Linked DNA regions of Homo sapiens: region 1 is linked to region 2. A link is a contact called in ENCODE Hi-C or POLR2A ChIA-PET data. All regions are on one chromosome and are shown on one strand. Each heading gives the region's core, a stretch centred on a gene start or an enhancer-like site at or near the end of the contact. The rest is flanking DNA. Distances are from core to core; before and after follow the strand shown.

The links. Hi-C counts contacts between places; a loop is a spot of excess contacts on that map. ChIA-PET counts read pairs that join two places held with the same protein, here RNA polymerase II (POLR2A). Pooled maps may share reads with other maps.
Region 1: a loop to region 2 is called in a map of Panc1, with 10 times the contacts of the local background. The contact joins the promoter of CLDN34 here to the enhancer-like site in region 2. A Hi-C loop is called at or near these places in 5 of 168 maps with a recorded cell type or tissue (GM12878, IMR-90, K562 and 2 more), 2 of 37 single-sample maps with no recorded cell type and 9 of 50 pooled maps. POLR2A ChIA-PET finds 5 or more read pairs at or near these places in 4 of 52 experiments (AG04449, AG04450, SK-N-SH and 1 more).

The regions. Positions count from the first base shown.
Region 1 is chrX:9,965,942-9,971,954 of GRCh38, reverse strand. It overlaps CLDN34 (claudin 34), which reads right to left and starts at 4,597. Exons shown (of 1, transcript NM_001195081.2): 1 at 3,603-4,597. The coding sequence starts at 4,597. The coding sequence ends at 3,953.
Region 2 is chrX:9,878,857-9,884,671 of GRCh38, reverse strand. The region is part of intron 2 of SHROOM2 (shroom family member 2); the gene reads right to left. Among named protein-coding and RNA genes, the nearest start is that of CLDN34, 86 kb to the left of the region's middle. Within about 2 kb of position 1,956, at least 2 of the 41 ENCODE cell types and tissues checked have a DNase peak (open chromatin) inside an H3K27ac peak, as active enhancers do; they include endothelial cell of umbilical vein, where a contact is called at or near this core.

The DNA.
Region 1 (6,013 bases), core at 3,348-5,847, 85 kb before region 2:
GGCACGATGGCTCATGCCTGTAATCCCAGCACTTTGGGAGGCCGGGTCAGGAGATCGCGACCATCCTGGCCAATACGGTGAAACCCCGTCTCCACTAAAAATACAAAAAATTAGCTGGGCATGGTGGCACGCGCCTGTAATCCCAGTCACTCGGGAGGCTGAGGCAGGAGAATCACTTGAACTCGAGAGGTGGAGGTTGCAGTGAGCAGAGATCACGCCACTGCACTCCAGCCTGGTGACAGAGTGAGACTCCAAAAAAAAAAAAAAAAAAAGAGTAAGAGGTCTGTATCTTTGAGAGATACATATAGAAGTATTTGTGGATACAATAACATATTGCCAGGGATTTATTTAAAATCATCCGTGGTGGAGACAGGACAGGGAGTAAGGGTAGGGCTGAAACACGGCTGGTCGGATATTGATAATGATTGAGGCTGAGGCCGTAGCCTCTCTACTTTGTAATGCACTTGAAAATTTCCAAAATAAAAACACAGAAACAATTTCATGAGTTCAGGCCGAGGCAGGCAGATAGCTTGAGCTCAGGAGTTCGAGACCAGCCTGGGCAACACGGTGAAATGCTGTCTCTACAAAATACAAAATCCAGCTTGGCATGGTGGCGTGCACCTGTAGTCCCAGCTACTCTCCAGGTTGAGGTTGGAGGATCACTTGAGCTTGGGAGGTGGAGGTTGCAGTGAGCTAAGATTGCACCACTGCACTCCAGCTGGGCGACATTGAGACCCTGTCTCAAAAAAAGAAAAAAAAAACAACAGAAATAGTAAAAACAACCAATACATTGGTCAACCCTAATTCTCCTTTTTCACTCTAGAAATCAACAATTGGAGAAAAGAACGAAGCATTTACTCTCCCTTTTTTTGGGTGTGCACTGAATTTTAGAGTAACCAAATAGCCATAGTTGATGAGGGAAAACTTTTTTTTTTTAGAGATGGGGTCTCGCCCAGGCTGGTCTCCAACTCTTGGGCTCAAGAGAGTCTCCCACCTCAGCCTCCCAAGTAGCTGGGACCATAGACCCTCACACAAAAGCATCCCAGCTGATATATCTGGCTAGAATGTTCACATTAGAAAGTCACCACTTGCAGCTTTGGGAGGTCGAGACAGGAGGATTGCTTGAGGACAGGAGTGGGAGACCAGCCTGGGCAACATAGTGAGATCCCATCTCTACAAAAACTTATTAGAAATTAGCTGGGCATGGTGGCACACACCTCCCGTCCCAGCTACTTGGAAGGCTAAGGCGGGAGGGTTGCAGGTTGCTTGAGCTCAAGAGTGTGAGATTACGGTGACCCATGATCCTGCCACTGCACTCTAACCTGGGCGACAGAGATTCCTGTAGGAAGAAGGGAGGGAGGGAAGTAGGGAGGGAGAGAAGGAGGAGAGGAGGGAGGGAGGGAAGGAGAAAAGGAGGGAAGGAGGGAGGACGAGAAGGAGGGAAGAGGGGAGGGAAAGAAGAGAAGGAAGGAAGGAGGGAGGGAGAGAAGGAGGGAAGGAGGGAAGGAGGGAAGGAGGGAGAGATGGAGAGAGGGAAGGAGGGAAAGAGAAACAGAGGGAAAGAATTAGGGAAGGAGGGAAGAAGAGAAAGATGGAAGAAGAGAAAGAGGGAAGAAGGGAGAAAGAGAAGGAGGAAAAAGGGAGGGAGAGGAGGGGAGGGAGGGAGGGATGGAATGAAGGAGGAACAGAGGGAGGGGGGGAGAGAGGAAGAGAAAAAGAGAAGGAGGGAAGGAGGGAGGGAGAGAATGAAAGGAGGAAAGGAGGAAAGGAGGGAAGGAAGGAAGGGAGAGAGGGAAGAAGGGAAGGAAGGGAACGAGGGAGAGAGGGAGGGGGAGGGATGGAAGAAAGGAAAGGTCACCACTCGCAATCCTCAGTGCGATAATTTATTCTAACAAGGACCATCAATAGATGAAACCATTAGGGTTGGGTGGAAGTTTTATGAAGCAACTTACAAAAGGGATCAGGCGTTCCCTTCATGGATCCACTGATCAATGTTAGCATCACTGAAAGGGATAATGACCATGTACCCCTGGCATAGTGCAGTCAGCAGGAAGTACGTGGTACCACCTATGAAATACTCTTCCTGAGAACTGACCAGGACTCTAATCAAGCCTCTAGAGGTAACGAGTTAAATTAATCCACTTTCTTCAGCAAATCAAAATCATTTATTAAAAAGGCACATGAGGTCAGGCACGGTGGTTCTCACATGTAATCTCAGTGCTTGGGAGGCTGAGGCAAGAGGATCGCTTGAGCCCAGGAGTTCAAGACCTGCCTGGGCAACATGGCAAGACCTCATCTTTATAAAAATACAAAAAATTAGGCAGGCATGGTGGTGCACGCTTGTAGTCCCATCTACTTTGGAGGTTGAGGTGGGAGGCTCACCAGAGCCTGGAGGTCAAGGCTGCACCAATCCTTGATCATGCCACTGCACTCCAACCTGGGTGACAGAGTGAGACCCTGCCTCAGGGAAAAAAAAAAAAAAAAAGGCAGAGGGGTTGCTCTGTGTGTGTGTGTGTGCGCGCGTGCACTGGGGGAGTGTTTTAGATGGACACTTCAGAGGCAGAGTGAGCACTTTGTGTGGGACAAATAAAACTACAGAATTATTTTTAAGGCATCTAAACATTCTGACTATTTCATAATGAGGAATAACTGCTCAGTTTTTTACATATATGGTTATGTGAGAAGTGTCCACTTTTTAAGAGTATATGGGGATGAAGGGACATGGTGTCTGGGACATGGTGTCTGGGGTTTGCTTTAAAATACTTAGGAAAAAGAGGCCGGGTGCAGTGGCTCACACCTGTAATCTCAGCACTTTGGGAGGCCGACGCAGGCGGATCACTTGAGGCCAGGAGTTTGAGACCAGCCTGGCCAACATGGTAAAACCCCAATATTTTTAAAAATACAAAAATTAGCCAGGCATGGTGGCAGGTGCCTGTAATCCCAGCTGTTCGGGAGGCTGAGGCAGGAGAATCGCTTGAACCTGGGAGGCAGAGGTTGCAGTGAGCTAAAATCACGCCACCGCACTCAAGTCCAGGCGACAGAGCAAGACTCTGTCTCAAAAAAAAAAAAAAACTTGGGAAAAAGAAACATAGATTAGAAAGGTAAAAGAATGGAAAGAGAAAGCAGAAGTGCCCTAATCTCAGTAACTGTGGAGTCTGGCAATGGGTGTGTGGAGATTCCTTATGCTATCCTCTCTACTTTTGCACATTTTAGAAAACTTTATATGGTAGGGAGATGTTATTACCATGACATAGAAAATAAGGTCCATTCTTGGTTTTTTGTTTATTGGAGTTTTTTTAAAGAGTCAGGGTCTTGTTATATGGCCCAGGCTGGAGTGCAGTGGTGCCATCACGTCTCACTGGAGCTTCCAACTCCTGGGCTCAAGTGATCCTCGCACTTCAGCCTCCCAAGTAACTAGAATCACAGCCACGCACCACCACACCCAGCTATTTTTTTTTTTTCTTGTAGAGACCAGGTCTTGCTATGCTGCCCAGGCTGGTCTTGAACTCCTGGCCTCAAGTGATCCTCCCACTTCGGCCTCCCAAAGTGCTGGGATTACAGGCGTAAGTCACCATGCCTGGCCTATGATTGTTTGTAGCAAAAGTTTAAGAGGGAAATGTGAGAAGTTAATGTACTCAGAAACTCTTATTTCCCTACTCTTAGTTTACAGGGTTGATTATTTGCTGTAGCCAACAATAATTAAAATTCAGATGCAATAAGACCAACTGGCAGGTGGGAAGACTTTTAAATAAAAGTTCTCAATTCAACCAACAAATCAGTGAGCCACATTCAGATACACAAGATAACAGAAGGAGGCAGTTGGCCACCTTCTGTCCCAAACTACCCATGCCACGGTCTTGAGTCGTTGGAAATATTTGGTAGAGCATGCTAATAACATTTTCCATAAACTCCCAGAAATCTTAGATTTGCAAAGCCAATGCAACCAGGAAATTCACATTTCTGAAATACCAGGATGCACTTGGCCGTACGGGGGACATTTGTAAAACAGAGAAAACATCCCAGTTAACAGCATCGGCAAGACACCTATCCCTGCCACTTGAATGGCAGTGCCAACTTCCTGCACATCTGGCTTGAAGGGCATTTGGAGAGATGGCAGGAAGGTGATCCCCTGTGAGTTTATGACGGCATCGTAGTTCTGGAGCACAGCAATTAAGTTAAAGACACCAGCAGCAATGTTGAGAATTCCTGAAACAACGAATGAATTGTAGGTGTCCTCCTCAAACATTCTCATGGACATGTTTCTAAGTGCAAACATGTTAAAGGCTCTCCCGAAGAATCCGAAAATGCTGGCAGTCAGTAGGAAGCGTTGAGCCATGGAAATTTCAAAAGGGAGAAAGGTGTCCTGGTAGCTGTATCGGTAACAAAATTTGGTTGTGGTGCTGTTGGTGCGACGCCGGTAAATGCAGACTCTAAATATTCCCACGCAGGCGATTCCAGGGGGGTAGAGCGAGGTGTCTTTCATGTACCATATTCGCCACTCCACGAGGCCCGTGGACGTAGAGGAGAGGATCCATCCTATGGTGGTAAGGGCGAAGACTGAAAATTGGCAGTCGGCACTGTTGCAGAACCAGACCATGGTGGCAGCGCACCCAGGAAACTACAAACAAATACAGAGCATGGTGAGCGGGGGGACCCTGGGACCTGGGACAGCCTCCCATGGGTGAGTAGCGCCAAGAGGGAGGTGTTGTATTGGAGAAAGGAGACACTAGACCCTCTAGATCTGCTGGTGGGAGTGCAGTCTGAGCAAACTTTGTGCAGGGCCGCTCCGCGATATTTCCCGAAAGCTTTAAAATGCACACACCTTCAGACTGGCAGTTCCACTTCTGGGCATTGGTGCAAAGACATGAATAAGGTCGGCCACAAATATGTAGCCACAAAGATGGTCCTCACAGCATTGCTTGTAATATTGGAAACCGGGGAACAACGTCAAGTCCAACAACAGGGCTTGGTGAAGGAATTTATGCTATGTCCACGCGATGGAGCTATACGCCAACATTGACAATACAAATGGAATCATACAAGGTATAAGAGTTTTGTGTGGCTCTTTTCACATGGCACGTTTCCAAGGGTCATCCATGTTGCAGCAGGTATGAGAAGGTTGTCCCTTTTCATTGCTGAATGGTGTTCCATTGTGTGGGTAGACCACAGTTTGTTCATTCATCAGCTTTTGGACATTTGGTTTGGTGCCATGTTTTGGCCATTATAAACTATGCTGTCATGAACACTTGAATATAAAAGTTTGTATGGGCATATGTCCTTGTTTATCTGGTGTAGATGCCTAGGAGTGAAATTGGTGGTTCATATGTTAAGTGCGCATTTAACTTTTTGTAAATTGCTCAACTGTTTTCCCACGTGGCTGCACCATTTTATATTCCCACCAGCAATGATGGAGGTTCCAGTTTCTTCATATTTTCTCCAACATTTGGTATTTTTAATGTTTTTCATGACAGCCATTCTAGTTGACATTCTGTGTGACCAAAAGGGAGGTGTCCGTAATATTTCAAATACAAATTACATGTTTCAAAATAATATGTACGATATAATCATAGATACAAATCGAACTGAAAATCTACATCCTAAGCTATTAGGAGACATTTTTAACTGGGTTTGAGAGATTCTGAGTTTTTTCTAAGCTATTTGGATTGTGAAGGGTCACACACATATAGAAAAGCACACAAGTGTGCAGCTCAATGAACGATGGTGGGGTGAACACCCATGGAGCCAGCATTTCATTTCAGATACACAATATTCCCACTTCCTTGCTTGCTTTCATAGTTTTGTCATCTCAGCATGCATCCCCACACATCTTACTTCTATTTTGCCTGTTTTTCAAAATGGGGATCATACGGTCAATGCTTTTGTGTGACTGGTTTCTTTCACGCAATGTTGTGTCCATTTATGACACTCAGATTGTAATTTTTTAAAGGTGCCTGGCTGTTCAGTATTTTCAAATATTTCTGCAATAAGCATGATTATTTAAAACAAGAAAACA
Region 2 (5,815 bases), core at 707-3,206:
CAGGGTTTAGAACACAAATATAAAAAAATGCTAGGATGTCATTGAACATTAAGAACAACAGCTGTATGTTTGAGCCCAGGAGTTCAAGGCTGCAGCGAGCTATTATTGCACCACTGTTCTTCTGCCTGGGTGACAGAGCAAGACTCCATCTCTAAAAAAAAAGAAAGAACAGATTAGATATCAAATATCCTGTTTTATTTTTAAAAGGAATTATTACAAGAACTGCTTCAATGAAATCTTTATTATTCACAAAGAGCAGAATTCCTTCCCTTCCCTCAAACTAAAAAAAAAAAAAAAAAAAAAGAAAAGAAAAAAAAAATCACGAGTGTTGGGTTATTTTCCTAACCTTTTAGAAGAAAGCAAAGAAGCACCTCCTCCCAAGACAAATAGTTTGTGTTTCGTGCCCCCAGCTAACTAAGTGCACAGTAAGAGCACTGGCTGGAGGCCAAGGCAGGGTCTGGGAGGGGAGGCGCCTTGGCCTGCTGGGAGCCTACGGTCTGAAACACAGGCCCACCTGGTCCCCCTGCCTGGAAACTGCGATGGGGGGCGGGGGGTGTTGGTGGTATTACATACGTGGGGGGCTTTTGGCCTACACTGGGAGCTGAGGAACGTTTTGTGGGAAAACAGATAAATAATAGTTTCTAAGGGCTTCTTGGAGATAAGGAAGAGCAGGTTTTGAAAGAAGAGTCTGCAGTTGGAAAGGCCTTGCAGATACCGGTCCAGGATGGGAAGCCCTGGAAACAGTCTGGGGGCCTCAGGGACTGTGACAAGCTTCCTGATGTCAGACCCCAGGGTCTGGGGAGAAGGGAATTTACCTGGCAATTGCTCACACTCTTCTAATCCTTTAAACAAAAACCACCTCTCTGCAAACATCAAATGAACCCCAGCTCTGACTCTGCTTCCTTCCTTTTCCTGCCAATCCTCCGGAAGGCTTCTTCCTCTCCCAGTCTGCCTGCACCTCCTGCCAGATCAGTCTCCCTGCATGCAACACAGCCCTGGCCAGGTCTTGCCCTCACTCTAGAACCATCAGCTGCTCCCAGTTTCCACAAAAGGAAGTCCATGCTCCTAGGTTCTCTGTGGTCTAGTCCAGGGGTTCTCAGAGCATGCTCCCTGGGCCGGCAGCGTCTGTAGCATCTAGGGTCTTGGCAGATAAAGCAAATTCTCATTTCCCCAAGACCAAGGAAGTCTGGGCTGCAGTGGGACAGGAGTGTCTGCACCACCTGAGCAGCTGTGTGTGAGCCACTGGGTGCTGGCCCCATCCTACGTTTCCACCTCCCTCTCCCAAGCCTCCCCCTCTACTGTTCTCACTAGAACTTCCAGCTATGGCTTCCAGCTTTGGAGCACCTAGTATGGCTGGCAGACGTTTATATCTGCCTCTCAAAACTGGCTCAGCTACAAAGGATCGCTCCGCTGGCCTGTCCTCAGCAAAGACTTTCCTGGATCAACTTCCACCCTTCCTTCCTCTCTGAGTCCGCACTTGTGAGAGCTCTTCAGCCCACTCAGCTGCAAGCTCCTGGAAGACGGGACCTAAAGGAATGATTTTAACCACGTGGTGGGAGTGCTTCTCACATACATCACATGAATGTATACAAGTACGCCAGAGCACTCTAGAAATGGTTAACTCTGCATGTATTTTCTATAAGAAAAGTCGCCCCCTAAAGGCACTGTGGGAAGATTTATATGCAGTGTCTTTTCCCAGGCAGTGGTGCGGCAATGCCTGCGTGAATGGTGACATCATGTCTGATAAAGTCTATGGTCCTAGGAGATAAGAGGCAAGTAGTTCCTGCTTTTAAACATGAAGAGAACTGAGGCAAGATAAAAATTCCCAAATGACCTAAGTAGCTGAAACTGAGACATCAGAGCCTCATTGTAAGCAAACGCCAGGGCCCAGCAGCAGCATTCACGTGGGGTGAGAGCCCCAGAGTTGCTCTCCACCTGGCCAGCCTGCCTGCCTCACCCCTAGCAAGAGCGTGCCCCGCCTCTGGCCTCCACCTCTGGTGTTCAACCTGGGTCCTATGGCAGAAAAGACTGCAGAGGAATGCCACAGAAGCCACAGGCAGAACCGAGCGGCACAGAACAGAGGAGTGGAGCAGACCCGAATGACTTGTTTTTCCCATTAACCTCTGTAATGTTCATTTCTATAAACCCATTACTGTTGGAAAGAAAAGGAAAAAAAAAGACGATCGCTGTCCCAGTATCCAAACCACTTGTGTTCAACCATATATATGCCCCAGGTGTCAAATCATCATTTCATTCAGCTTGATGTTTTAAAAAGGGCACCCACACAATTTCCTGGCTATGTTTCAACAGAATGAATTTGTTGGCAAAGAAACTCAGCACATTCAAGTGTGCAGTCATTAATATGACTCGTTTTATATAGCCCTAAGGATGAACACCACGGATATAAGAAAAAAGACACAAAAAGTTTAACTTGTTGAGTCAACATATCAGTATACACATGGCAAAAGCCATACCAAAAAAAAAAAAAAAAAAGCAACAAGGGATTGCAGACTGCTGTTCTCTAAATGCTATGCTATGTATAAAGCGCTCTAGCCATGTAAATAGACGCAAAGGGAAAGGAAAGAGATTTCAAGAAACAATCTCCCCTAGCCCTTTGTGGAATTCTGCCCACTAGAGCTCAGCAAACAATATCCCCACCTAGCCCTTTCTGATGTTCTGCTCATTACATAAAGCCCATAATAATTTACTGTATTTTTACTCAATTTGTCCTCAAATTCCCTTCCCAGAGCCCATGGTTACTCAAGGTACTAGAAGAGTTAAGAAGATACTCTTCATAGAAAAACAAAAACCAAGGTATAGAGAAGAGATACGAGGTTTAGGGAAAGTAACCAATAAAAGAGACTTTACAGTCACAGCACAGCAAAGAAACATTGAGCCCAGACCATGAAAAGAGATGAAACTCAGTGGCAAAATCGGGGAGGCAGAGGGAGGAAGGTCCACGAATTCCTCTGAATGCAAAGTTACAGGCACTACCACCACAGGTGAACTGAATGTGGCAGTAGTGAAATGCTATTACAACTAAATCACATTTCTCCAAAGGAAGCTTGTGCTTTTATTCCAAACTTTTTACAGATCCTATACACATTCAGAGAACTATTAAATACCACTGCACATGTGGTCACTATGGTAAGCCAGACGTCCACTCACATGGGATCGACATATGCCGAATGGCTGATAAAAATCTTCCCTTATTTGATCACTTATCATCTCACCGAGAGGGTGGCAGGCATCCTTTTCTTTGCAAGGGCATTGAGCCAGAGAACATTCCTCTGTGTCTTTACATTTAATAAACCACCATGTCATAGTTGGCAAATCAAAGTAGTGAAATCACTGAAGAAAGATCTGATTCCTTCCTCTTCTTTGTCATTTACTATAACTGCAGACCAATGACCTTGCTTTCCGTACTATTAAAGGCAAGCACACCCACAACCAGCAGAGTAAATGGTACAACTACCCTCCGTGGTGCAGAGAACTGTTGCTACCTGCCCTGTCCATGACGCTGGCTACCTTACCAAAACATGGTCTGGACGTCGGAACTACTCGAGTTATTTAATCAGCCCACTTCACCTCCCCATCAATGCTGTCATGACTACCATTCAGCAAAGCCTTCTGAGCACTCTCCTTAAACATGCCACTCCATTCCATTCCAAAGGCCTTTGGACTCTAACTGCCACAAACAGGCTTTCTTTAACAATAAAACCAAGTTATCAGGCAACTATTCTAAATGGTTTTTATGAGGATTTGGTTCTAAAAGTACCTTCAGATAGCCAAGACGTAGGAACGCATCTTGCAGTTGGGGACAGGAGGGGTTTGAGTGTGTGTGGGTGGGAGGGAGACATGGGATGAAGTTGTTTTCATTATGGAGCATTTTCTTTGTGTGAATAAATTAGCAAGTGACATTAAAACAAACAAACAACAACAACAAAAAAAACAGGCTTTTGTTACAGATAAGGTATGCCCCTCACTTTGTAGAAAGGGCCAAGGCTGTGTCGGGTACTTCATTTCTTCCCCCAAACTCTCCCACCTTGGAACCAATGGGTGTTAGTGGTAACCGGGCTTGAGGTGACAGTTCTAAGAAGAGGCGACATTTACTCCGCCTTTATGACCTGCCGGGCAGCCATCGCTCATGGCTCTGCCAATATCACCTCTCCCTGCCCCTTGGCAACACACTGAAAGCACGTTTGTCTCCATCTGGACAAAGCGGCCAGTGCAGGGCAGAGCATGCCACAGCGTGCCAGTGCCACCACAGCCAAGGACGGGATGGACAGAGAGGGGACCCGCTCAGTGTGCTCCATGTGGGACAGACAGAGCCTTTGGGGACGTCTCGACCTGCAAAGGCCTCATCTACCTGTCCTTTAGGGGTGACTGCAAGGGCGAGTGGCACACTGGACAGAAGCCACATGTGGGCCTCCTGCCCTGCTAAGCCCACTAAGAGGTCAGCACGTGATCCCAGGGGCCCTTGGTGTCTGCTGGGCTGCTGCCTCTCGCAGGACACTACCTCCCAGATGACAGACACCAAGACCTGTCCCCAGATCCCTGCGCCCTCAAGTCTCAAGAGAGGACATTCCCAGAGTCTGCTCTCAAAATCTCACCAGAACACTCTTCTTTCCAAGCCAATAGCAAACTGGGAATTCAACCAGTGTAGATCAACCTTTTCTCCTAAAGCTCAGGGCTTTCAATTTGGTGGATCTCATTACAGCTGCTCTGTTTTAAAAAATAAAAGTCTACATCATTTGTGGAACCGATAAAAAAATAAAAGTCATTTAAACTTCATCGTTAAGGCTAATGCTAACTTCTCAATTCCTTGAACCTCAAAATAAACTTAACCTGTACAGTGTGGATCCCACTGCATAGCACATACAGGTCCTCCAGAGACCCCAAAACAACACAAAAATAAGCTAAACATTCTCTGTAAGTCTTACTATATTAGAAACCATCACTATTTGCAAACATTGATTCATCTGATTAAATTAGCTAAACCACACACTAAGGCAAAACCCCAATAGAAGTAACTTTCCCCAAAATAAAACAATTCTGATCTATGTGGTTTTCTTTTTTCTCCTGATTTTACTTAATAAAAACAATAAGCTGGCCGGGTGCAGTGGCTCACGCCTGTAATCCCAGCACTTTGGCAGGCCAAGTGGGGCAGATTTCTTGAGGCCAGGAGTTCAAGACCAGCCTGGCCAACATGGCGCAACCCCATCCCTACTAAAAATACAAAAATTAGCCAGGTGTGGTGGCACACGCCTGTAGTCCCAGCTACTGGGGAGGCTGAGGCACGAGAATCGCTTGAACCCGGGTGGCGAAGGTTGCAGTGAGCCGAGATCTTGCCACTGCACTCCAGCAACAGAAGGAGACTCTGTCTCAAAAAAATAGAAAAAATAAAATTAAATAAAAAAAAATAAAAACAATAAGCTGGGCATGGTGGCATGCACCTGTAGTCCCAGCTACTCAGTAGGCTGAGGCAAGAGGATCACTTGAGCCCAGGAGTTTGAGGCTGCAGTGAGCTATGATTGTGCCTGTCAGTAGCCACCGCACTCCAGCCTGGGCAACAGAGCAAGATTTCATCCTTCCTTCCTTCCCATCCTCCCTCCCTCCCTCTCTCCTTTCTTTCCTTCACTCATAATAAAATAAATAAATGAAATAAAAACAATAATGGAAAATAGCCTAAACCAGTCAGGGTCTCCTTTGTTTTAACAAGAAAATAAGCACAGTAGCAAACAGCCATTAGACCCCAAATGCTCACAGAATAGAAATACCCACTCCTGAATCACAGACAAAGACATCAGACAGC